5 separate regions of the Mus musculus genome follow, and all the other regions are linked to region 4. A link is a loop called in an ENCODE intact Hi-C map of the cell type or tissue named here. Cell type or tissue: gastrocnemius. All regions are shown on one strand.

The links. A loop is a pair of places that touch in the nucleus more often than their neighbours do. Peaks named below come from ENCODE experiments on the same cell type or tissue, not always from the same donor. Only the 100,000 strongest peaks of a DNase experiment are listed, where the experiment ranks them.
Region 1: it touches region 4 in a loop (4-fold over the local background); 4 of 42 quality-filtered maps call a loop at or near these places.
Region 2: it touches region 4 in a loop (3-fold over the local background); 2 of 42 quality-filtered maps call a loop at or near these places.
Region 3: a loop joins it to region 4, with 3 times the contacts of the local background. A loop is called at or near these places in 3 of 42 quality-filtered maps.
Region 5: a loop joins it to region 4, with 4 times the contacts of the local background. A loop is called at or near these places in 2 of 42 quality-filtered maps.

The regions. Positions count from the first base shown.
Region 1 is chr2:77,706,689-77,711,688 of GRCm38, reverse strand. All of the region lies in intron 3 of Zfp385b (zinc finger protein 385B), which reads left to right. Among named protein-coding and RNA genes, the nearest start is that of Gm35431, 56 kb to the left of the region's middle. In gastrocnemius, a CTCF peak has its summit at 2,226; a DNase peak (open chromatin) is centred at 2,229.
Region 2 is chr2:77,539,996-77,544,995 of GRCm38, reverse strand. The region is part of intron 3 of Zfp385b (zinc finger protein 385B); the gene reads left to right. Among named protein-coding and RNA genes, the nearest start is that of Gm13944, 80 kb to the right of the region's middle. In gastrocnemius, no CTCF peak of the experiment used is centred here; no DNase peak of the experiment used is centred here; H3K27ac peaks cover 1,699 bases.
Region 3 is chr2:77,525,579-77,530,578 of GRCm38, reverse strand. The region is part of intron 3 of Zfp385b (zinc finger protein 385B); the gene reads left to right. Among named protein-coding and RNA genes, the nearest start is that of Gm13944, 65 kb to the right of the region's middle. In gastrocnemius, no CTCF peak of the experiment used is centred here; no DNase peak of the experiment used is centred here; H3K4me3 peaks cover 792 bases; H3K27ac peaks cover 2,032 bases.
Region 4 is chr2:77,606,462-77,611,461 of GRCm38, reverse strand. All of the region lies in intron 3 of Zfp385b (zinc finger protein 385B), which reads left to right. Among named protein-coding and RNA genes, the nearest start is that of Gm13944, 150 kb to the right of the region's middle. In gastrocnemius, a CTCF peak has its summit at 2,698; DNase peaks (open chromatin) are centred at 653 and 1,750; H3K27ac peaks cover 1,423 bases.
Region 5 is chr2:77,454,009-77,459,008 of GRCm38, reverse strand. The region is part of intron 5 of Zfp385b (zinc finger protein 385B); the gene reads left to right. Among named protein-coding and RNA genes, the nearest start is that of Gm13944, 6.1 kb to the left of the region's middle. In gastrocnemius, a CTCF peak has its summit at 2,228 (motif pointing left); a DNase peak (open chromatin) is centred at 2,210; H3K4me3 peaks cover 182 bases; H3K27ac peaks cover 817 bases.

The DNA of each region.
Region 1 (5,000 bases), 100 kb before region 4:
CTCTGTTGGTCTTCCTGTGGAGTCACTGTCCTCTTCAAGTCTGTCAGTCCTCCCAACTCTTCCATAATCCTCCCTGATCTCCATCTAATGTTTGGCTGTGAGTCTCTGCATCTCTTTCCACTGGCTGCTGGGTGGAGCCTCTCGGAGGACAGTTATATAGGTTCCTGTCTGCAAGCATATCAGAGTATCATTAAGAGTGTCAAGGACTGGTTCTTGCCCACAGGATGGGTCTCAATTTGGAGCAGTCATTGGTTGGCCATTCCCTCAGTCTCTGCACCATCTTTGTCCATGAACATCTTGTAGGCAGGATATGATTTTGGGTAGAAGGTTCTGTGAGTAGGTTGCTGTCCTTATCACTCCCCTGGAAGTCTTGCCTGTCTACAGGAAGTAGCCATTTCAGGATCCATATTCCTCCACTGCTAGGAGTCTCAGCTTAGAGTCGCCCCCATAGACCCTATGAGCCCTCCCAGTTTTGTGGCACACCCTAAAGATTGTATTCCCCCACCAACCACTGATTTCCCCTCTCTCTCCCCTGCTCCCCCTATATATGATCTTCCAGGCCCCATCCCACTCCCCTCCCCACCCCTCCTTATACTCAGTCTCTCCTTCCATTGACCTCCCATATATATATTTTTTTCTCTTTTTGAGAAATATTCAGCCATCCTCCCTTGGGTTCTCTTTCTTTCTTTCTTTCTTTCTTTCTTTCTTTCTTTCTTTCTTTCTTTCTTTCTTTCTTTCTTTCTTTCTTTCCTTCCTTCCTTCCTTCCTTCTTTCTTTCTTTCTTTCTTTCTTTCTTTCTTTCTTTCTTTCTTTCTTCCTCCTCCTCCTCCTCCTCCTCCTCCTCCTCCTCTTCCTCCTCCTCCTCCTCTTCTTCCTCCTCCTCCTTCCCCTCCTCCTTCCTTTTGCTTCCATCGTGGCTATTCTCTATTTTATGGCTAAAATCTACTTATAATTTAGTACATACTGTGAATGTTCTTTTGGATCGGGGTTACTTCACTCAGGATGATATTTTCTAGTCCCATCCATTTGCCTACAAAATTCATAATGTCCTCGTTTTTAATGGCTGTGTAGTATTCCTTTGTGTAAATAACTGGATGTCTGAATGTAGAAGAATGCAAATAGGTCCATATTTAGCACCCTGCACAAAACTCAAGTCCAAATGGATCAAAAACCTCAATGTAAAACCAGATACACTGAATCTAATAGAACAGAAAATGGGGAATAGTCTTGAACTCCTCTGTACAGGAGACAACTTCCTAAATAGAACACCAGTGCCTCAGGCACTAAGGTCAGGGATCAATAAATGGGACCTCATTAAACCGAAACCCTTCTGCAAGGCTTAGGACACCATAAATTGGACAAATGGCCTCCTACAGATTGGGAAAATATCTTCACTAACCCTACATCTGACAGAGGCTAATAGCCAAAATTTATAAAGTACTGGAGAAGTTAAATACTAACAACCCAAATAACCCAGTTACAAAATGGGGTGCAGAGCTCAACAGCAGGATCGAATGGCCAAGAAGCACCTAATGTTCAATGTCTTTAGTCATCAGAGAAATGCAAATCAAAATGGTTCTGAGATTCTCCTTATATCTGTCAGAATGGCCAAGATCAAAAACTCAAGAGATAGCACAGGCTGGCGAAGGTATGGAGCAAGGGGAACACTCTTCCATTGCTGGGGGGAGTGCAAACTTATACAACCACTTTGGAAATCAATTTGAAAGTTGCTAAAAAAATAAAACTGGGAATAATTCTACCTCAAGGCCCAGCTGTACTACTCCTGGACATATATCTAAAAGATGCTCCACCACCACACAAAGACACTTGCTCTACTGTGTTCATAGCAGCTTTATTCATAATGGCCAGAAATTGAAAACAACCTAGATGTCCTTCAGTTGAAGAATGAATAAAGAATATGTGCTTCATTTACCCCAAGAATTCTTGAATGGTTTTTATTTCAAACTGTTCCCTTATTTTCTTCCTAGTCTACGTTTTAGAAAGTGCTATTGAACAGCTTGTGGGGGCGAGACACTGTATTGGATACTATGACCAGTAAAATATGTGTGGGATGTGGGATGCACAGATCTCTGTTTCTCATCTTGCATCTCATGTAGACTTAAGATGCTAAATTTATCCTCACGTGCATTTTCCCAGACATTAGATGTAAACCTGAGATTTAAACTTCAAGTTTGAAGTTGCAATGACACAGATTGACCACACGATGGTGCCCAAAGTCTATACAAAGTGAGGGAGTTGTCTTATTCCCAAAGGTGGGTGGAACTTCCGTTAATGAGTTTGGAAAAGGAGGTACCACACAAAAGGATGAGTGTTGTGTGTGGATATGCACACAGAGGCAGAAACACGTTTACAGACTTTGTAAGCATTCTTATATGCGCTAGGAAATCTACAGGGGAGTCTTTTGTGTGTTGTTGAGGAAGTGGAAGGAAAGCTAGTTCTCCAGTTTGGGAGAATAAAGATGGCTGCTTAAATGATTTGTTCTCACCTCTCTTATGGAGAAATATTACAGGGAGATTGAAAATGTCTAAGTTTGTGTGCTCGATGCAGACAGGGCTAGTAGAACACACTCACGTGGGACTCCAGGTGAAGCCTTTTACCTTCCTCCCTCCCCATTTCTTCTCTTTTAAAAGAATCCTGACAAGAGTCTCATTATATAGCCCAGGACAGCCTCTAACTTATGATAATCCTCCTGCCTCCAACTCCCTAGTGTAGTCTTTACAGGTATGTTCTATACTGTGTACTGTTGGTTTTCTTTTTCGTTTATTATTATTTTATTTTATGTGTATGAGTGTTTTGCCTATATATATATGTATTTGTACCTTGTGTGTGCCCAGTGCCCATAGAGGCCAGAAGAGGATGCCAGCTCCCCCAGAGCTGGAGTTACAGACAGTTCTGAGCCGCTGTGTGGATGCTGGGAATGGAACCTGGTCCTTTGGAAGAGCAGCCAGTGTTCTTCACTGCTGAGTCGTCTCCAGTCCTGATTAGATTTTCCCAAGATGAAAAGATAACAAATAATTGAAGAAGTTATCAGTTTCATTTTAGTGTGAGGCAGATAGTTAAACTAGTTTTAATGTACTTTCTCCCTAAAAGGACTTTTTTCTTACAATAATGATCATGCAGTTTTGTTATTGAGCAGGGCCTAGGAGTTTTCATGACATGATGGACTAGAGAGGGAAAAGGCCCCCTGCTCTTGGACTTTTGAGAATAGACATGAGCATTTCTTATTCTCTTACCATTTTTTCCTAGATCCTAATGAGAGAACCAGGAACTGTCTCTCACTGATGTGAACTCAGAAGGTGACACACACCATCGGGAATGTTGTATATTTTCTGAGTCTTTGTCTCACCCATACTGGTGACTGTTTAATTTTGAAGTATTTTACAAAATCCTGACTATATTCAAGCAAGGATGCTATTGGTGGCTCGTATCTGTCTACCCAGACATATTTAATTGAGAGTCCTACTGAAGCGATTACTGGGGTTGAGGCTCTTATTAATGAGAGTCCTTTGGAAATAGGATGCAGGCTGAAGTTGTGACCCCAGTTCCCCAGATGCTTCACCTTTGAGAGACCCTTTGCTAGTTTGGATGATGTCCCAGATTTACAACTACCAGTTAGGTAGACTTGAAATCATCATAAAACAGCTCCACAGCTGTTCAGGGGTTAAAACGGTAAACAAAGGTGCTAATTATATGACTTCAGGATCCCACAGAATGAATACACACAGGATTGTAAATAGAAAAGTTAAAAAAATTAAAAGGACTGTTTGGCCTTATTTTCAGTTAAGGAGTTAAACGTGTAGGGTGCTTTGGGCTATGAACTTTCCTGTATATTTTATTTTCTAAAAAAATAAGGGCTGTCTAGCATCAAGCATCAATTTTTAAAATTTGAAAAATAAATAGCAACACTTTTCTGTGTGAACATCAAGTCTCAGGCCATCAGAGCAAGCATTTGGTGGTGAGTGTTTTGAATCATCAAAGGTATTTTTAAAGCCCAGATGCCTTCTTGAAAAATAAATGTTATCACTTTTAAAATGATCTAGAACGAAAGGCTTTGGGTAGCTGTTTCAATGGTGATGTAAAATTAATGAGCTCACTCTCTGCCATGGGACCCATGTATTGTCACCCTGACTGACTTGACTCTTTCACACCGATGTTCTGCTTTCATACGCTAACAGCATCAAGGGAAGGAGGCTGCCTCAGTTAGAAATCCCTGTGGCTTGTCACAGCCGGCTGTGGCGTTGGTATTTGGCTTTGTCTTTTCTGGGAGCTGGTTCTTGGGCCAACTGTGAAGTACATTACTTCTCAAAAGATGAAAAGTCTGGAGGAGCTGTGCGGGCTAGTTGTTGCATTTTTTATGGGCTGAGCATAGCAGCGTTCATGGTGTGTTGACCCACTTTATTTCCAGGGGTCACTCTCATATGAGCCTGCTTTGTTAGCCCATAGACTGTTGTCCTCCCGATGCTGGACGTTCACCTATTCTTGTGTGAACATGCGTTAGAAGTATGTGTCAGGAGAGCATGACCTTTAGGTAAGGGTGTTGCGATTTGATTCCGTGTTTCACATCACCCAGGAAAGCCAGGTACTTTTACAAGTTAAAATAACTTTATCAAACCGTCTAAATTTCACGTTGGTAGCTAAAGAGAGAATATGGACTCATGTAAAAACAAACAAAAAACACAAAACACCAGAAACATGTGGTTTTTCTCCTTCCCTTATAAATTGACTCTACAATCACGTTCCAGGGTTTACGAGTAGACCCCCAAACCCTGAGGACTTCTGGTCACACCCCTCCCCTCTGGAATTCCCCACCAGAGCAAACCTATTTCCCAAAAGGTGGTTAGGAAATGTTCTAAGACAGTGGCTAGTGTCCTGTAGGATCAAAGGCTTAAGTGAAATTCAAGCGTTGTTGTGCTAAAGGTCTGAACTAGGCTTCCTTTTGAACATACGTTATTCAAGGCGCTGGCGAGATGGCTCAGTGG
Region 2 (5,000 bases), 66 kb after region 4:
GGTTCTCTGGAGTCTAACTTCTTGAGTTCTTTGTATATATTGGATATCAGCCCTCTATCAGATGTAGGATTGGTAAAGATATTTTCCCAATCTGTTGGTTGCCATTTTGTCCTATTGACAGTGTCCTTTGCCTTATAGAAGCTTTGCAGTTTTATGAGGCCCTCTAATTCTTGGTATCAGAAATCCTGTTAGAAAAAAATTCTAAAAGAGCTCTGTTCGCTCTCCATGGATTTTCTTACCAAAATCAGAAATTCTGTTAGAAAAAGTTCTGGAAGAGCTGTCTTCACTCTCCCGAGATCTTCAGATGGCTCTGCTCTTACTAGAGAAAAATTCTAAGAAAGTATGCTATCAACTTTTGCTAGCTCATTTCATGTAGACCAAAGGCCCAGCTTTTAATTTACATATAAATTCAGTTCCCTCTGAACTGAATTTATCCCATGAACCTGCATTCTATGACCTTAGTTAGCCCCCCCACCTCCCTGACTCTTAGGAAGAGGCAGCAAGTACATTTCCCCCCTTTTTTAACATTGCCAAAGAATTCAGAGATCTGCCTGCCTTTGTAAATTTAGCTGGATGGGACCTTGTCCTGATATAGACCACACCTAGACCTAAATTATCTCTGTCCCAGACTGACCCTGAACTCGGGAATCTGCCTGCATTTGTAAGCATAAACAAACAAACAAAAGACTTGTCTGGGTATACTCTTTCCTTGGGATCATCACTCCCAAATCTCTTTATCTCTGTCCTTAGTATCTTTCTGACAGGCTGTCTCATAGTGCAGCTGCCTCTGCTCCTTTAGATCTGGGAAGCCCCTTATACAATTCATACTGCATCCTTATATTTTTGTATAGTTGAGAAATTACATGTTTTCCAACTCATGGTTTTAGAGTTCTCTTGCACAGCCTGAAGGGCTGTCCTGAAGGCATTTGCCATTTTGCTGAGACTTTTGCCACACCTTCACCTCCCAAACTTGTGTTGCCTCCGATTATCATGGAGTCATTAATGTTAACAGGAAAGACAAATAGAGCCTTACATCCACAGCAGCCTTTGACACTTCCTGCTGGCCCTATCCAGGGGCAGGAACCATGTCAATCTGTCCCTACCCAGGTCATGCCAGACTCAGCCTCTTAATGCACCACTTCACAGCCCAGAAGCAGCATACTCCAGTTTCTCTAGTAGAACATTTTGTAAGGAATAGATAGAGGTGTGGGTAGCTGTCAGGCTTTTTCTAGAAAAAGAAGGGTCTGTAGCCCTAATTCCAATCCAAGGAAACTGAAGCCTTCTTATAATCCTTTGAGATCAGTAGATCAGGAATTACAAAGCAGCACTGTAGTCTGGTTTATTTTGCATGTCTGGCCCTTTAAAAGATCCCCAGTAGCTAGTCAGCTGACTCTTTGGGAACGCCTAGTTATTAGAACTGCATGACCCTATGACCTTCAGTGTCAGTTGCCTCTTGGACTTCTGGGAACAGGAGAAGATATAAAAAGCCAGAGGGGGCTAAATGGAGAAGAGTAGGGTCCAGGAGGCAGAAGAGTAGGATTGGAGCAGGGGCAGAGTAGGGTTAGAGGAGACAGTTGACACAGGAAGAAAGAATATTGAGTAGGGCTAGAGAAGAAAAGACACTGAGCAGTGTGAAAAATAAGACACAGCTGAGCCAGAGAAGATACGGGTAGGAGACCAGAGATGAACTCACGTAGAACCCACACAAAATATCTAAAGGGAAAAAAAGGCAAAGAGCTACACAGCATAATTCTAATGTCTTACAAATTAGTAATTTCTGTCTGTTAGTGTGAGAAAGATGTAATGGGAAAGATATTTGGTTAAGCTTGTGTTTTCTCCACTTCCTCTGTGAGATTGTGAGGAGTCCCTGCCATGCATGACTTCTGTGGTTGAACAGCAAAACTGAGGTAGAGAGGCCTTATTACAAGTTTGCAAAATCTCCTTTTAACGAAAGCGCAATTTAATTACTGTGAGACTGCTCAAGGACACAATGGCTCTCTGAAGAGGCTCATGTCCCATCAGTAATCCAGGAATGCTGGGGCAGTGCAATGGGCACCCAGACTACTACATCTTTCCACATAGGGCCCTGGGCTCCTCACTTCTGTTCTGCAGGCTCAACTCGCCACTCATTCCACATTCCAGAGTTCAAATAGGAAGTTATCTACAGGAGTACACATGCTCCGTCTAAGGGCATGACTTGCAAGTTAATCATTGCTATTCATAGCTCATTGGCCAGAACCTAGTCATGGGGCCCCTGCAAAGAAACCCCAAAGAAGGCTGAAGATATGTATTAGCCAGAATACAATTTGTTAATTTGTGTTTCTGGTTTCATAGAGATTGGCAAAGCAACTTGAATTTTGTTACTGTAAGTACCTGGAGTGGTGTCTTGTGTCCAATAAATGCTTACCAGATGTTCTCTTTAAATCATACAGAAGACAATTAGTGGGAAAGGAGAAATAAAATACAGTTTAACATGATTTTTTAATCACCGAGAATTTAGGATATCCCTTTCTAGGCAAATATATTTGCATGTGAAAACATTATTATGTTCATAAATGAAAACATGACTCCCAAGAAATAAGATTTCTACTCACCCCAAAGAAAAGAAGTTGCAGAAGCAAGCTTTTTTTTTTTACATATTTTTATGTTTATGTGTTAAAATCAAGACACATACTTATTTTTATACGTACACACTTCAGCCAGTTTTCCATCTAGCTCAGGAAACATGAATGGGGCCATCCAGAAAGAACCAAGCAAGGTTCAGTGAAGCCAAGTCCCTGTCACTTAGAAGTTCTTCTATTTGACCAGTTAGTTCAATTGTAATTTTATCAATGTGAATGTTTCTGTCCTTCACTCTTTGGATTTGGTTGCAACCTTTTAACGTTTTAGTAACAGGTATGGAACTCTACCTTCATTAGCCTACTTCCATTTTTCTTGTTTAATATAAATGTTTTCCTGAAAATATTTATACAACTAGATGAACTGCAACAGCTTTATACTGGACTCCATTCATGCTAACCTTGCCTAGGACATTTGTATATTCCGCAGGACACAGCCCCAGCTTGTCAGCTTCTCTTGTGACTTATCTGACTGCATTGGTACCCAGCTGGCAGCTGAACAGGGCTCAGTTGGCCCTGCTCTTTGGGTGACATTGGCAGCAGGAGAGGCGAACACGATACTCGTTATATTAATCTGCTTGGGCTGCCATAACAAAATACCTAAGGCTTGCTTGACATTTATTTCCTACACTTAGGGAGACTGAGAAATTCAGGACCAAGGTCCTAACTGGCTTCATGTCTGGTAAGGGCTTTCTTCCTGGCTTGCAGATGCCTTTCTTCTCATATGTGTGGAAAGGGGTGGAGATAGGGAGAAGGATGAACAGGGAGCGATAAGAATATAATCGTTGCTTTCTCACCTGTCATGTTGACAAATTAATCCTATCATGTCTGGGTGCTGATATACAAGGCAAAGGGAGTACAAGTATATGGTCTATGTAACACTGAGACTGACCCTGGGCTACCTATCAAAAACTTCAGTAGTACTGGAAGAAAAGATTGCTCCAGTGGCTTCCTAAACACGCTTTCTCTAATGAGATCTCTGGTTTATTCATTTTGTGACCACATGGAGGACTTCAGCATTTACAAACTGTTAAGACACAATCGTGTAAGAAGTGGTATTTTTAGAGTACTCGACAGTCTTCCTACATTAGCTCCTGAGTCCTTACCATCACCTTGGCAAGAATGTTTGGGCTATTTCATTGGCTTTGTTATATAACATCAGAAAATTGAAGTTTGGAGAAGTTCACTGGTTTGCCCAAGGTCTCTGAACTAATAGTTAATAGACACCGAGAGTCTCTTCCAGGCCTTTACGTTTTAAAACCACATTAGATCAATATGAGCTAGAATTTGGCTCAAGAGCCACTCAAGTTTGGTTTCAGTTCAAGTTCTGTCACTTATTAACAGGAAGTAGGCAAGCTACTTAACTCACTAGCACCCGTGGCTCTTCTCTGACATAGAAATAACTGAGTATGCTTCCTAGGGCTTTATTGAAAATTAAATTATCAAATGCTTAGAAACAACTTAGAACTGCTAAGAAAGTAAAAAATCACTATCACCTCTGAGTACAGAGAAAACCTTGTTTGATTAAATTTAAGTAAAACTCAAATATATACATTCCATTGGACTTTAGATTACAGTGTAATTCAAATTACATAATGTATTGACTGATTGAGAAATACTTTACAAGCTTGTAACCTTTACAAACTTGACAACACACTTTTTATTTGGGTGTGAGATTCTTCAGCTCCTACCTCTGTCTCTCTTTTACTTCTCTCCACATACTTATTCAAGATATTGTCATATGAGTTCAATCAACAGTTTTAAACAACAGATTATGGCCCGATGCTTTATAAATTTGTATCCGTTACAATTTAAGCAAGCCAATGAGTTTTTAAATTTTATTATTTTTATTTTTGTTATTCCATTTACTTGTGGTTATTTAGTTGTTATTAATAAAAGAAACTTGACATTGGAATTGTCCTTTTATTCTCACACCAGAAAGACAGTAACAGTTACTGATGAGTACAGGCGAATAGTTGTTATCAAAGAAACAAACAGTAAAGTAACAGAGATTTCACTGCTTGAAATATGGCTCACAAAAATGTTAATATCTTCAAATTTTATACACCTTTTTCAGGACTTGGTCTCTACTAAAATACTCATTTTCTTATTAATTTGATTGCACAAATGTAGCATACAAGTTTGTAGTACCATCAGCTTACATAAGCCGTGATGACAGGGAGTATCCACCTATGCCCAGATTTGAGGGTAATTGAATGTGTAAGCCAAGGCCAATTAACAATATATACTTTATATGTTTTGCATATTAGTCATGGTTCTCATCTGCAAGAGGTAACTATGGAATTTCATCCAATTTTGGGTTAGTATGTTTCCATGATTATGGTTGAAAATGAAAAAATCGGCCCTCTCTTCTTCAACTGC
Region 3 (5,000 bases), 81 kb after region 4:
TATTTCAGTGTTTATGGTTTCCATGGTTAGCCAGTACATTTCACCATTGTTTAATCCCTGGGGCTTGGGGGGGGGGGGGTTGGTTAGTTGTTTGGTTGGAGGTTTTTTTGTTGTTGGGTTCTTTGTGTATTTTTTTTTGCATTTTTTTGCATTTTTCTGCCCCTGTTCAGTATGAAGCAAATACCTTGCCCAGAGGCAAACAGAAATAGCTTGTATCTAGCTATGTAATTCACCATGAGTAAATATTTAGAAATAATAAAATAAAAACTGTAAAAATCATAGAGAAGGTCATCTTAGTGTGTGCTGTGTTCATTTATTGTGCCCAGCAGGTGCTGGCTGGTTGGTATTAGTTCTGATCTGTGTTTCAGCCACAGAAAAGTGTGATTTTACCCTCCCGTCCCACTAGTCTTTGTATAAATTACGGTTTGTTTATATTTACCTAGGTGATACACAGTTGATACACAGGATTTAAAATCTTTAATCTAGGGATGGGTGGTAATTTGACACCCTTGTTTTGATGACTTTTCATTTGTTTATCTCTCATAGGCCAGGATTTTATTAATTTTTAAAATGTCCAATAGAAGTACCTCAGTAAAGAAATGTTTTTAAAACCGTCCCTTTCAGTTCACAGGACCAGTTCTGTTTAAAGATGAAACCAGACATAGCTAATAATAATTCTAGACTTTTTACCAACTGACTGTCAGAGTTCACTCTTCGCTGTGATACTCTAAGGGTGTGTTTGATTCTATTTCTTCTGTCCGTGAAGGAACTGAAATGTAAAGAAATTAAGAGTTTTCCATAGCCACAGAGGCAGTAGATCTGAGGAACCTTGGCATTGCTGAGTGCAGCCTTATTTTCTTCCTCCGTGCTGGCTTGAAATATTAATGATGCCCTTGAAAGTGTTCCCATCCGGTTTGGGTTTTTTCCCCCCTCAGGTATATTGATTTATATTTTTTTAACTTAAAAACTTCACAGCAGACAACTTCGAAATGGTTCAGAAGTTATTAAGTTTTCAATTTAAAAGTAAAACCTAACTGTGTCATATGTGACATGTCTGATTGAGGAAAATAATAGACTTAGCTTTTGAAAAGTTTCTCCAAAAAAATCTCATTCTTGAGTACTTCTGGGTTTAATCTTTGTCTTTCTTCCTGGTAGCTACTAGCTTAGCAGTTGTTTAGCCTGGCAAAACGAAATTTAAATTATAGTTACTTTGATCCAATCCTAAATGCTATTACTTAATTTTTAATTGTATTTATTTGTTTTTGCTTCCAATATCAATATTGGAGATTAAGAGAAGACTAGAATTCAGATGTGGTGATAAAGCTTAAATGCTGGTACAACTTAGTATGGCATCACATGTAAAGTTTGAGAAGATACATTTTGGAGATTATGAATTAGCAGCCTAAGTAACATTTCTTTTAAACCTTTGGAGGTTCAACATTAATAAGCTAACTTCAAATAGTTGAGAACATGATCTTGAAATAATTACAAGTGTGAATTCTTGCAGTAATACTCAAGATACCTGAAAATCAAATATAATTTTAGAAACTCAGATAGTTTGTAATGTAACGACTATTCCAGGAACATGTATGATGACTAATAGCTTTTATATGACCATTATTTTTGAGTAATGGGTTATAGATGAGAACCCCCCTCAGGAGTCTTGTTTATTCGTAGTTGGCATGAGTCTGTCCTGCTACATTGAAAAGGCAGAACAGCATGAAGGAGCAGGCTGAGCACAGTCTACTATATCCAATTTGACTCCCACACTCCGTGCATCATATCTGAAAGGTGGAAGCCGGAGTCCCTAACTTGGAGGGCTGCTCAGACCAAAGATCGGAAATTGACTTTCCCTAAAAGTTGATCCTTACCTCTGTGTACTTTTTCTTTCTCACACCCAAACTTTGCTCTTGTCCATTCAGTAACAGCCCAAGTTGTACCACTGCCTCACCATGCTCTGCTTCAGTGACAGCCCAAGAGCCACTGCCTTACCATGCTCTGCTTCAGTGACAGCCCAAGAGCCACTGCCTTACCATGCTCTGCTTCAGTGACAGCTCAAGAGTCACTGCCTCACCATGCTCTGCTGATCGTACTTTTCCTCTGTGTGATTCTTCTCATCCTCCGTTCTTGATTTTTAGAACCACAGACAGCCAAGTATCATTTTAGAATCCCAAGATCCTTTGTCATTCTGTGCCAAAGCATGAAAGCTGACCTGTGTCCTGTCCTGCTCCGTGATCTATGCCAGAGACAGTCCCGCCTCCAAGCTTCGTCTACAGTTCCTGAAAACAGTCACCTTGTCTGTCTGCCTCAGGGACAGATCTGGAAAGCAGTCCTAAGCTGGCATCAGAAACAGTTTCAAGGCCATCGGTGCATAATGCTTATGGAGTCCCAGAAAGAGGGCTGGTAAGGGAGAACACAGATTTCATGTGGTTGATGCACCTGGCCTGGAGACTAGGAGGGGCATGTCCACAAAGATTGTACATGATGTGGATATTGTTTAAAACTCCATCCAATTATGTAAATAAACCTTAAAGACTGCAGATACATCCTTCCTACACAGCCTTTTAACTACTTGTATTTCAAGATTGTGTGCCTCAGCCCTGTTGTGTCCTGGGAAGCAGTTTCAAGCAGTGTTTAAAAGCAGCCTTGCAAGGCAAGGCAGAGTTCTGAGTTGGTTTGCTTTCTGAGTTGTCCACTTTCTGACCCTAGAGCCCTGGGCACAGTGTTTTATCTGCTGAGTAGAGGTAATAAAATCTTGCTGCGTGGTTGTAGCTCAAGTAGAGAGGTTAAGTCTTTAAGAGGCTTAGCTCAAGTGACTGCTCCGTAGATCACTGCCCTGTCATCATCTTCATAATCACCAGCATGGTTTTCACAGCTGCGATTCCTCATTGTCCGTAACTACGTGATGACCTTGGGCGAATCACATGGCCTTTCAGAACCTCTATTTCTTCATTTAGACAGTGTCTGGATGTGGGATAATTAGGACTCTCACTGATTGAGCAAGAATCGCATACAGCTCTTCCTTTCCCTTCCCATTCAACTTGACCATGACTCCCCCCCTCAATCTCTCTTGGAAATTATGCACGGACTAGCTACTATGCATGCAATATCACCATGCACTTTATTTTGATTAAACTTGATATGTGAAGATCTGAATCTTTTGTACAGTACTGAAATAGTCTGGATTAAATACGCAGTTACAATATAAGTCGTTGCCTACAGAAAGATCCATTGTAGACTTCCTGTACTCATGGGCTTTTCTGGTAAATTAAAAATCAGATCTGATTTACAAAAATATACTGAGTTTGCCTGTAACTCTTCAGAAACATATAAGTATTTTTTTAATCTCTTTGAATTACAGTCTTTGTGAGTTGATTTAATCTGATTTCTCTCTCTCTCTCTCTCTGAAAAACAAGCATGACTGCAAATATTTGTAGCTAGTTCCTAGAGAGGGAGATTCCATGAATCCCAAATCAAGAATCCTGGCATTAAACCAAAACAGAGATAAAGCCAGGGAAACTGGAATGCACGGACGATGTTGGGGCCCTTTCTAAACTGGGGCTTTGATAACCTGGGCCCTTAGCATCGTGGAAGCAAACAGAATAGCATCTGCCATAGGCGGTACTCTGTACCAAGCACAGAGCTATGCAACTAATGAGAACCACAGTGTCATCCCCTATCCAAACATGAGAAGGCAGTTGTTTCAGGTAAGGGATCTTCCACAGACCTATGAGTAGTAAGTGATGGAAGCAAACCACTAAATTGGTCTTGCTGTACAGCTATTTCAGGGTGGTAAAAAGCCATCCATTCCTTCCTGCTTCTTCCCAAGCTCCAGATCTGTACACAAGAGATCACAGACAGAAATGCAAAGATTGTTCTTCCTTGTGATCTCTGCACAAAATACCTCCTTAAACCAGTATGGTACTGACAGCCAGTCTTGCCTTCTCTCGGGCTGGAAGTCTGGCTGTCTTGCAACAGTGTGGTGCATTGCTGCTGGGATGGACTGGTGGGCAGAGGACTGAGAGATGACAGACTCTCTTGGCCAGACATGACTCAACAGTTCTGATCCCCTACGTGCCCCAGTAAGAGTTCACCGCTGATGGCTATATAAAGCAGTTGTCAGCAGAGAGGTGGCCTCTCAGATTCAGAACGTCCCATCTGCCAAGTCCCACATGAGAAAAGTGAAGACAGGGCCCATCTGGAAAAGATGACCTGCTTCTAGAAAGATTTATTACACAGGGGTCATGTTGCACCCATGAACGTGCTCACCAAGTTGACTCCTTCCTTCCTTCCTTCCTTCCTTCCTTCCTTCCTTCCTTCCTTCCTTCTTTCCTTCCCAATTAAGACAACTCATTAATCTCTTCAAAATGAAGGGATAACCAGAGGGACTTCTCCAAGGGTTAGAACAACCAGTCTTGCTAGAATTCTGTCCTGGCATTATATTCTAATAGTGACCTTTCTTCATAAACACCCTAAGTCAATATTGTGAAGAAATTGCCCTGGTTTGGATGTTAAGGTGAGGCCTGTGTCCTCATGTTCTAACCGGTCAAGAAACATTCTTAGTGAGCTGAGACTGCTCACAAATCCATTTTTGGTTTCAAGTCATTTTAAGATATGCTATCTTATCACCTCAGGCTTCACAGTGCATTTTCACAGTGATATTAAAGGCACTGTGTGGCTTGGGATTTGATTTAGATTTTCCTTGTGATTTCCCACATGATCCAAAGTGTCTGACCTTTATTTGGCATTAATGAGGAAAACACACCTTGAGAATATTTGAGAGGAAATATGCACATTTAGTAATGAGTGACATCTTACGCGTCATTTTTCTCACAGCCTATGGATGGTACAAATGATAAAATTTTTAGACCTCCAGTGAGAGGAGACTCACACGAAATGCTTATGTAAAAGCCCTTGATATACAAATATGTGGAGATGAATAACAAACTCATCGAGCGTTACTTGTTCTTAAAAATACATTAGTGGGGAATGACATTGAG
Region 4 (5,000 bases):
TCATACTTGAACCACACCCTTTTCCTATGTTAGTCTTGTTTTTGCTGTTGAAGAATACTGGACACCAAGGATTTTTATAATGGACATATTTTGTGTTTAGCTCCAAAGCTTTGAAGGCTGAAAGTCAAACTTTGTTCAGGCCCATTAGTTCTGCCTCTGCATAAGCACCCTACCCTCCAGCTGGGTCATAGCAGGAGAAAGAAACAGATGCAGACTCATGCAGAAGGAACCTCATGGCTTCACTTCATAGCATCCCAGGATCATTAGGCTCTCACTTCCTGAGACCAGCACTCATCCCTCTAAAAAGACATCTCCTGACCTAACCACCTTCTCATAAGTCCCGCCTCTTAAAGGTCCCTCCACCTCATCACTGAGCACCAAACTTTCAGACCACATCGGCTTAAACCACATCCAACTGTGACAATTCTTCCCCGAACATGTACATAGATGCAGCCTTCTAACGTGAGATCTTTCTTTGCTTATTCCCTTAGCATTTTTACAGAAGTTTTTTTTTTTTAACCTTGTCTATAGTGGACATTAGTATATGCATGACTATAAACATAAGACTTCTAGTGCCTTTAAAAAAATGTTGAAATCATCTGTCTGTGAGCAGCACACACATGAGCTTCTGGCTCCTGCATTTGCCCACCAGCGTGTGATCACAGCCTACCATATGCCAGGCTCCGTGCTAGCTAACCACTGGGTGTCTAGCAGTGAACATCCTTTTCTCATAGTCTAGCAAATGACAGGAGGAAAAGGAAAGATGGAGACTAGAAAGATCTCGTCATAGGAGTTTATGTTTGTGAGTTTTGATTCCATCTGATTTTAATAGGCCGAGGATCACTAATTTTCTTTAAGTGTAGCACGCTTGCCATCACATGTGCAAGACTTCCTTCCAGGCTCCCCACACTCCATTGCCTCACTGTGATGAGTCCCAGGACAAAGCTCAGATTCCCCATGCTGTGCAGGCCTCTCTGCTCGACATTTCTGTCACCCTGTTCTGCTCTGACAAGCACCACTGATGCACACTGTACCTTGCTCAGCTCCTCCTATTAATCACAGGAAAGAATTGTTTAAGATAATGAAGGAAAAGATAATGAAGGAAAGACAAACTTTGCCAAAAGCGTTATATGCTCTTTTTTTTTTTTTCACAGACATCTATAGAAGGGAATTAAATAATGTGATTGTTTAAATAATTAGATAGTGGATATGCCACTTACCATGGCCTGATCATTGCATACCATATTCATATTCATGTATTGAAGGACAACACACTGTATCCCCGATTAGTTATTATAAGCATGTGTTAATGGAAATTTTTTGAAATTTGAATTGATGATTAAATACTAATCACTGTGCATTCTAGACCATCTCCCTTCCCTCTTCTGAGCCTCTCCTTGTGGCTATAGCATTATTTCAGCACACTGAGTAGCCCTTAACTTAGGAATCTTACAGGAACCTCTTGTGCCTGAATCCTTGCTCCTCCTCCTCCTCTTCCTCCTCCTCCTCCTCTTCCTCCTTCCTCTCCTCCTTCTCCTCCTTCTCCTCCTCTCCCTCCTCCCCCTTCCCCTCCTCCTCCTCCTCCTCCTCCTCCTCCTCCTCCTCCTCCTCCTCTTCCCCCTTCTTGTCTCTGCTGTCACTGCTACTGAAGGAAAGCTCACTATAACGCAATAGCTTCGAGAGCAGGAGATGGTCATGTCTGACCACCTGTTAGCTCAGAGCTCTGCAACCTCTGGGGAGACTCTTGGCTCAGCAAGGGCACATGCAGGCCAGTGAGCTCTGCATGGCTCAGGTGGAATATGGCTTGGCTTCAAGATGAAAGGAGTTTCAGGGCTCAGGGAAATCTCAGGTTCCAAGCTGGCACAAGCAGAATCCTAGGGCCATTACAGCTTGTTCAGTTTCTTATTCTAACTGCAACTCAAGCATTTCTTTCTGGAAAATGTTCAGACTCGGGGCAGAAATATGCGGTTGCTGAGTGTTCTGCTCACATATCGACTGGGCAGAGGAACTGCGTGCTATGGTCCCTGAGTTTGTCCTGGCCTGTACTAGCATGTGCCAGGGGTCAGTCTCTCTCTGTATCAAAGTCACAGCTGTAACACCTGACATGGGCCTCAAAACTTAATCCCTAAATACTCACTGCCTCTATGTTATACCTTTGCTTACATATTTACTTTGCTTACACAGTGTTTGCATATTAAACAGCATATCGATTTGATATTGAAAGGATTTCTACCCCTTGAAAAATTAAACAAACACGAAGGAAGCATGTTTACTAACCAGACTGGGCTCTCTGTCTTGGGACTTTCCTATGGGAGTATGCTGTGGTTTGCTCTCTTTATCAATGGCAGGTGATTCTTCTACTCACAGGACAGAGTTGCTCCCCTTACACCAGGTACAGTGCCAAGACCACAGTCTCAGGGAGTCTTGGTGTGTCAGAGAGAGCAAGTCTACAAAGTTATTTTGGGATTCTGACAGAGACCTGGGCTGTCAGCAGATATTCACTTACCCATTCATTTGTTCAGTGGAAACTTACTTAGCAGCCCCTGCGCTCAGCATCCTGTTAAGTATGTAACAGGATACAGAGTTGAACATGACACTGGTAGATTTCAAAAGAGCGTTAAGGAGGCTGGATCACAGGCTGGAAGGCAAAGGCAACGGGCCAGACACAGGCCACTGCAGAATTAGCGTAGGGAGTGCTGCCATGGAGTGGTGGAAAGAAGAGACCAAGTTAGACCCCAGGGATATTCTCAAACTTCCCTGAGTCATGAGTGTCTTTAATAATCAGATGAAAATGTTTCACCCTGTCTACTGGGGTGGGGGTGGGGGGACAGTACAGCTTCAGCTTCTCAGTCTACTTCAAGAAAATGGGGCACTGACTTGTAAAAAAAAAAAAAAAGAGATGCTAAGGGTCTGAGATTTAGGAGAACACCAGGGTGATGTAGTGTGTCGTGGAGTCCATGAGTGATGAATTGGTTTATTCTATAGAGATTTTGTGGGACACCTGTCTGTGAGCTCTGCCCCTATAAGATTTAGAGGTGAAGCTGGTTTGAGGCAGGGCTTATGAGGCAAAGCTCACAGAAGAACTTCATCCACTGGGACCCTGAGGTCAGGATGGGAAGGCACTTTGGATACTACACACAGCGCTAGACTGGTACTGTCCGGGTACCTGTGCAGTGTAGTGAGAATTTCACTCTCAGGATTAGTTGGTTCTTAGGAACTGCCTCTGAGCTAGCCTCCTTATATAACCATTCCTATGAAGCCCTTAGCATCTTGCCAGATAGGTAGCCCCAGTCTGTATCCATCCCTAGTCTTATGAAGTACAGCAGTATATAACAGTATATAATATGTGGGTGTCCCTTGAACCTGAGTTTGGGTTGTTTGACAGTGGCAGTTTAGCCTCATCAAGCAGTCCCCAGAGTTGGAGCAATGCTGGCCGGGATCCAACCTTGAAATAGTCTGCAGGTTTCAGCCACACCAAGAGAGCACCTCTTTGGGAGGGCTGGGTGTCACAGTACTTGCTTCTTGTGGGGGACAGAAGCATTCCAGCTGCCGAGTTAGAGCCGATGCAGTCAAGTGCTTCTCTCATTCGCTTTGAAAGCCTAGAGAGGGGTTATGCAGGTTAACATGCAGAATTTTAATGCTTTTTGCTGTTAAAATTCCGACAACTGTTTTCTGACAAGGATGGCATTGAAACCATCATTTTGCCAATAAGTAATAATGGGTAATTATAATCCATATCTTAAAATTCAAACAATGTAAACAAATATTTAATAATAGTAGAGTGCACTAAGATGACATAATAATATTAATAGTTTTACGACCAACTAAAAAATTATATGGCCCACACAAAATGTGACAGTGAACAAAAATAGACCTTAAATGAGGAAGTTCAGAGGGGAAGAGAGGAAGGGGGACAGAGAGAGAGAGAGAGAGAGAGAGAGAGAGAGAGAGAGAGAGAGAGAGAGAGATCCCAGATTATTCTGATACGTGCTGAAAGATTCTAAAGGCAATGATTTTTAAGGAGGAAATGGAGATACAATGTGGTAGAGTCTGAGTGATGAACGGATTCACTGTGTCTTGCGATGGCATTCAACTTTGTGTTTTGTTTTCATCTGATGTCCTGATGCCATGTCCTATAAACCAGAAAGTACAGGAATCAAAAGGTTCCAGGTTACTGTTGGAAAGGCGGGTATTTTTATTTGAATTGTCAAAAATAGTAACACTTCACTGAACTTGTTTGAAATAAAGCTATCTTTCAAAATAAGCTTAGAGGCACGTGGGGCCTATAGGAGGTTACAGGGCAAAAAAAAAAAAATGCAGCTTTCTATTTAACAACTGTTGCTGTGAATATGTGGCCTTGATGTTGAAGGTGCATCACACCAAGGCCACGGTGCATCCTCTGAGTGATTCGACCTAGAGATGCTATGATCTAACCGACAAATTTATGAAAAGATGATTGGGATGCTCCTTGGAATAGAGACTAGCGAGAGCAACTAACTCAGTGCAGGCTAATTGCTGTCAGTACCTCTGTCAAACTGCAGCAGCAGCAGCAGCAGCAGCAACAATAACAACAGAAAGGTCTCCCCAGGATTAAGATTAGTGTTTCTAGGGTGGTTTCTATCTGCTTTGCTACATTTAGTAGCAGAGCTGGATTGAGCATCACTGAAAAGCTGCTGGTGTGTGGCTAACACTTCCTCCTGCAGGGGCCCTTCTCAGGGAAACATAGTTGTCCGTCTCAGGGGACCGTAGTGTCGGTGAGTCTGTCCCATTGCTGGAGATGTTGAAGTAAGGCTAGGACCTCTCTGAGAGCTCCATTTGAAAGACCTGTTTCTCCTCTTTGGCTTGCTTGTAATATATACTGGGAAGTTTTCAGACTGTGAATTCCTAATTCCTCCCTTTTTATTCGGTGGTCTTAGCACCTTTGATGATTGTGGCCTGGCTGGTTAGTGATATGTGGTGGTAAGATCTGGGCTCTCTGTTTCAAACTTGCATTGATTTGT
Region 5 (5,000 bases), 150 kb after region 4:
AATATGATTGTTTCAGTAACTGTTGAACAGAGTCTCAAATGATGAATGATAGATAACTAATGTGTCAGCATATGAAATACTGGTACAGCCATGTTTCAACTGGTTCCCTGAGCACTGCCCACTGAGTTGCCCTGCCACTACAGCCAACACTAAGGCTATGATTCATGGAACGTACATAAGGAGACATAATACAAGTTCTCATTTTAGATGTAATTGGTGTCATTTGTGTCGATGTCTTTAATATGGAAACAGAAACAAGTGCAATGCTTTCTTGGACCAGTTCACTGTAAATGTGTGAGAGTCTGAGAGCCTAGTCTAAGAGACCGTTCAGATGGTTTGGATCAGTTAGGTGAGCGGTCACAGCGCCCCACTGAAAGCTCGTGGTTCTTCCTTGTAAATACACCTGCAGAGCCAGTGAAACTGGAGTCACCTCAGAGTCAGAGATGCCCTTCTATGTCACCGTACCAGAGAAGTAACTAACAGGCTTATATAAAATGTGAAATTAATTTGAGGAAAATGGATCACTTCCATTTTAAATACTCTGGGGAAAATCCCAAAATAAAAAATTCAAAGGATATTGTGTAATCATTGACAAATCTTTAATATTAACATAAATTAAATAAAAATTTTAAATTAAAATAAGAACGTTTGATTCACAAAAACGTTCTAAGGGGTTTAATTCCTATATGTATTAATTTTAAAGAAAATTGGGTATTTTTTTAATCACTTTATATGTTAGTCATGTCAGTGTACAAAGCACTTGCCTTCCTGAGCTGGATAGCGTCATTTAGAGTGTATAGCTTATTAGGTGCACTCTCTGGGGAGTTAATCAGCCATTTCCCTTTGATTTGAGCGTGGTAGAGTGCACCCCGCCAGGGTTTATTGCTTCATCTCCCCCCCCCCGCCCCCCCCCCCAGTTAAACTGTTGGACATTTTTTTTTTTTAGGAATTCACTTATGCATGAGGTGTTGGCTTACTGTGTTCAGGTGCTGACCCTCAACACAGAAGACAGCATAAGCATCCCTCAAAAATTACCACACTGCAGTGCAAAATACAGAGTAAACACTCGAATTGTCTTTTGTTTTTGTTTGTTTTTTTAAGAATAAGCATCCCAGCCACTTGAAACTCCCTATGTAAATTGTAATGACCTTTATCAGAGCGCTGATGCTGAAGACCTGTACTGAAGAATTCACATAAGTGTGCTGCCACTTGACTGGTAAAAAGACAATGTCCTTCAAAATGCAATCTCTATGATTTTCATTGTTTACAAACAGAATTTAGATAGGAGTCATCTGGATTGATCTTTACCTTAGCAAAAACCTATTGTTGTTGTTTTTTAATGGACATAAGTTTTAATTATGACCTAATTTGAAATGAAATATCAAAGAGCTAGGCAAGCGAGAAAACAGAACTCCCCAAATAAAAGGGCTCACAATCAGATCACAGTTAGTACTGGCACTTTCAAATAACTGTGTCTCTTATCTTGCCCTTATCAACCCTAAGTTGGTAACTCGGTGTGCAGTTGGATCCCTAAGGAAAAAAGCTAAGATTCCTGGGAATCCTCTAAAATTAATAATCTACCTTCAGACCACTCAAGTGAAGTCTGAAGTGAAGGGAAATGGCTGAGTTTGTTCACTTGAAACTGTGGGAAACCACCCTGCTTGTTCTTTAAGGGCACAATCCTGTCTCTGCACCACATCTCAGCTGATTATTAACTCAAGCTGTGGTGCCCTTCTGTAGGTCACCTATAGGCCAACAGTGTGCTCATGTGCAGTTTCTTAGGCCAAGCAGAAACATAGGCATCAAGGCTCACAGATGACTAATAGGATATATTTGAAAAATTACTTTGAACTGCACTAAAGATCTCAGCTTTTTTTTTTAAGAAATGGATTAATTTGCCTCCACTAAAATGTACAAAGTGAAGATGTCTGTGTAAAGCTGGGGTATCAAACAGAAGCAGCTGTGACCCAAGAATTTACTGTCTCTAAGATTTGATGGAATTTAAATTGGGCCCAAAGAGAATTAACAGGCTAGAGTGCACATCGTGTCCCTCCTGAGAGCCACTGCTTTTCCTTTTAGTGATACAGAAAGCTTTGGAGTTCGCAGGGTGTTTTCTGCACTCTACAGACAATGCATGTAGAATGCCTTACGCAGGTTACTGGTCTGCTACATGTGGCCTGGAGGATAGCATCCATGGTGAACTGTATGTGAGTGGCGCCCCCTGGAGTTACACAATATCAAGGAACTAGTTGGACCATAGAGACCACAACTGTTTCACTGGTTAGATTTTAGAAATTAGCAAAAACACTAACTCTCTTTATGCTAATGGTCATAATTCTGTCTGAACTTTTTTTGTTTTCAACAAATTCCCATAAGTAAGGACTGAGTGAGTGAGGTAAATACCAAAGACAGTTTATACATCATTATTGGTATTGCAGACTGTAATATGGCCAATATCAGAAGAAAGGTTCACTAGCCGTCTTTGGATTGAGTAAACCTTTCTCTTGAGTACATCTTCCGCTTCTCATAATGTGGCCCTGTCTCTGGGAGTGTCAAATCTTAATCAGTTCAAAAATACATACAAAAGGGTTTTTGCTAGTAAAAAGAGTTTTGTGAGAAAAAAATAAGAGGCAGAGATTCAAGAAATTATTTAGCTTCTACTCAGTAATTTTTAATTTGTTTCTTAACATGTTCATAGATTTCAAAGTGTCATTATTATTTTATCTCAGATAATTATCTTAGTGCCTTGGCTGTGATACAAGATTATAGTTTAGCACACAGAATAGGATCTGTAATGTAAAAGCCACATCTAATGACACAGTAACTTCCTACTCCAAGTGCTTACTGATAGTGCATTTGACGTGCAATTGAAAAGCCCGACGATGGCTTCCGTTTTACAAGGGACATAATTTCTAAGGTAACAGTTCAGGGGCATTCCTCTGCTGTCTTCTCTGTATCCGTGTGTTCTAGAGAAGCTACAAGTATCTATGCCAGGGAACACTGTAGCTCAAAGGATGTACCGTCCAGCGCATGCTGTTCCTTTTACCCCAGAGGGTCTCCCACTGGGCACTGCCACCTCAGAGCCCGCCCCAGAAGCAGCGCCCAACCTCTGCTCCCTCTTCTGAGGAGGTTCCCCAGTCCTCTACAATCTGGAGAATTTTTTTTTTCTATTCACTGATTCCTTTAGTTCTCAGTTGCTACATCCTTGATATCTTTCCCCCTCTTGCTTCGGGTCATCTTTTTCCTTGAACTTTGGATTGTGGTTTGAATTTCTTTTCTTCTACCTCCTGATCTTCAGTGGGTGTCCAGGTGAAAGGGGGTTGTCTTTATTTCTAAAAATATCATGCTGTCCAACACATGGCATGAGACAAATTGCTTTTAGAACAATCAAGTTTACTAGTTTATTTATTTATGGTTGATTTGGCATATGTTTTTCTTAGTATTTTAGTAGTTAGATCTTTATTTAGAATATGTTGTTGTTTAAATTAACTGACCACTCTCTACAGCCATACCACCATGTGCAGAGCCCATCTTGTCTGATGTTAACTAACCATTGCCACTTCCCTCATGACATTGCTGACCGCATTGACACCTAAGGCAGTAGAGAAAGAGATGCCATGGTGTATTTTCTTTAACGGAGGAAATAGTTTTACTCATTGCTTTAGACACGAAAAGATCAGTTCTCTATAGAGAGCTGGGCACTTGCCTAGCGCTCCGTGAATCTGCCTTTCCGTATACACTGAACACAATTTTACATTGTGACTGGAGCTTGCAGATCTGCCTCTCTGAGGCAGGAATTAGAACTCAGGAGACACCGGAGGGGACCGCACAGTAGATTGTAGAATGTCCCACTGGGAAGAGTTCATTACATTTTTAGTTTTAAGTCCAAACCTTGTCTAATTCATTATCTTTTTGAGTTTCTGAGAAATGTTGAGGATTTGGGAAATCAATGGGACTTGGCACAAAAGGGAATTAATGGGTGAAAAAATGTATCTCTGGATGTCATTTCCTGTGAAACCTATTTTGCCAATGGATAGTGGGTATTCTGGGAACTATAGAAGTGACTCCTAAAATATGAGGTTATATTCCCGTCAGTTCCTAGGTGGAGGTCAGGGTGGTCATTCCAGTAACCCTTTCTTTCTTGCCACTTCTTCATATGGGACTTTCTTCTTCCTTCTCCTTTTTGACTGCTCAGGCTCAAACCCTGGGCCCTGTGCAATGAGGCGTGTGCCTTACTGCTAAGCCACACACACACACCCAAGCACTGGTCAGTGCCAGGGGGATTGCAACAGCTCTCTTGAAGCCACTTGCAGTAGACAGCTATCTCCTGCTGCTCAGTCACTGGGCTGTAAGGAAAGTCAGGCTGGCCAAACAAGCCCATTGTTGATGGCATTTGATTGTGGCAGTTGACTGCCTGGTGCCATGAGTTTGCTGGCTCTCCTTCTTGCCTCTCTCACTCCTCAATTAAGGTGCTTCCTTGCTAATGAAGTGGGGTCAGTGCTGTTGCTATTTAACAGCGTCTCACTTTCACTTGAAGGTTTGCCCAGGAAGCAAAAGCTGTTGACACTGCGTCAGATAAAGTACCGAGGATAGCAAAGTGTCAGTCACCGAGAACACCAGGAGAAAGTAGAGGTGTGCCAAGTGAGGGCACCTCTGCTCCACAACGGGCAGCTTCACTTGCCCTAAATGCCAGTCCGAGGGAGCCAATGATCCTCACTGCTGGCTTTTACACACCCCAAACTCAGGGGAAACGGGTTGCATTGTGGAGAGCCCTTTCTATCTTGCCACGTGCAGTAAGGTATCACATAGCTGTATCTTTATCTCGAGGGCTAACTGATGCTGTTAACTTTCCGCCCTGATGCCAGGAAATGGTAATGAGGAAATCATCCTGTTCGTCTTGTACTTGAAAGTTATATTTAGAGAACCCTGTTCTTGAGCCAAAAGGGTAGTAAATAACCCTCAACTACTCAGTGCACTTGAAAAGAAGAGGCCCTGAAAAG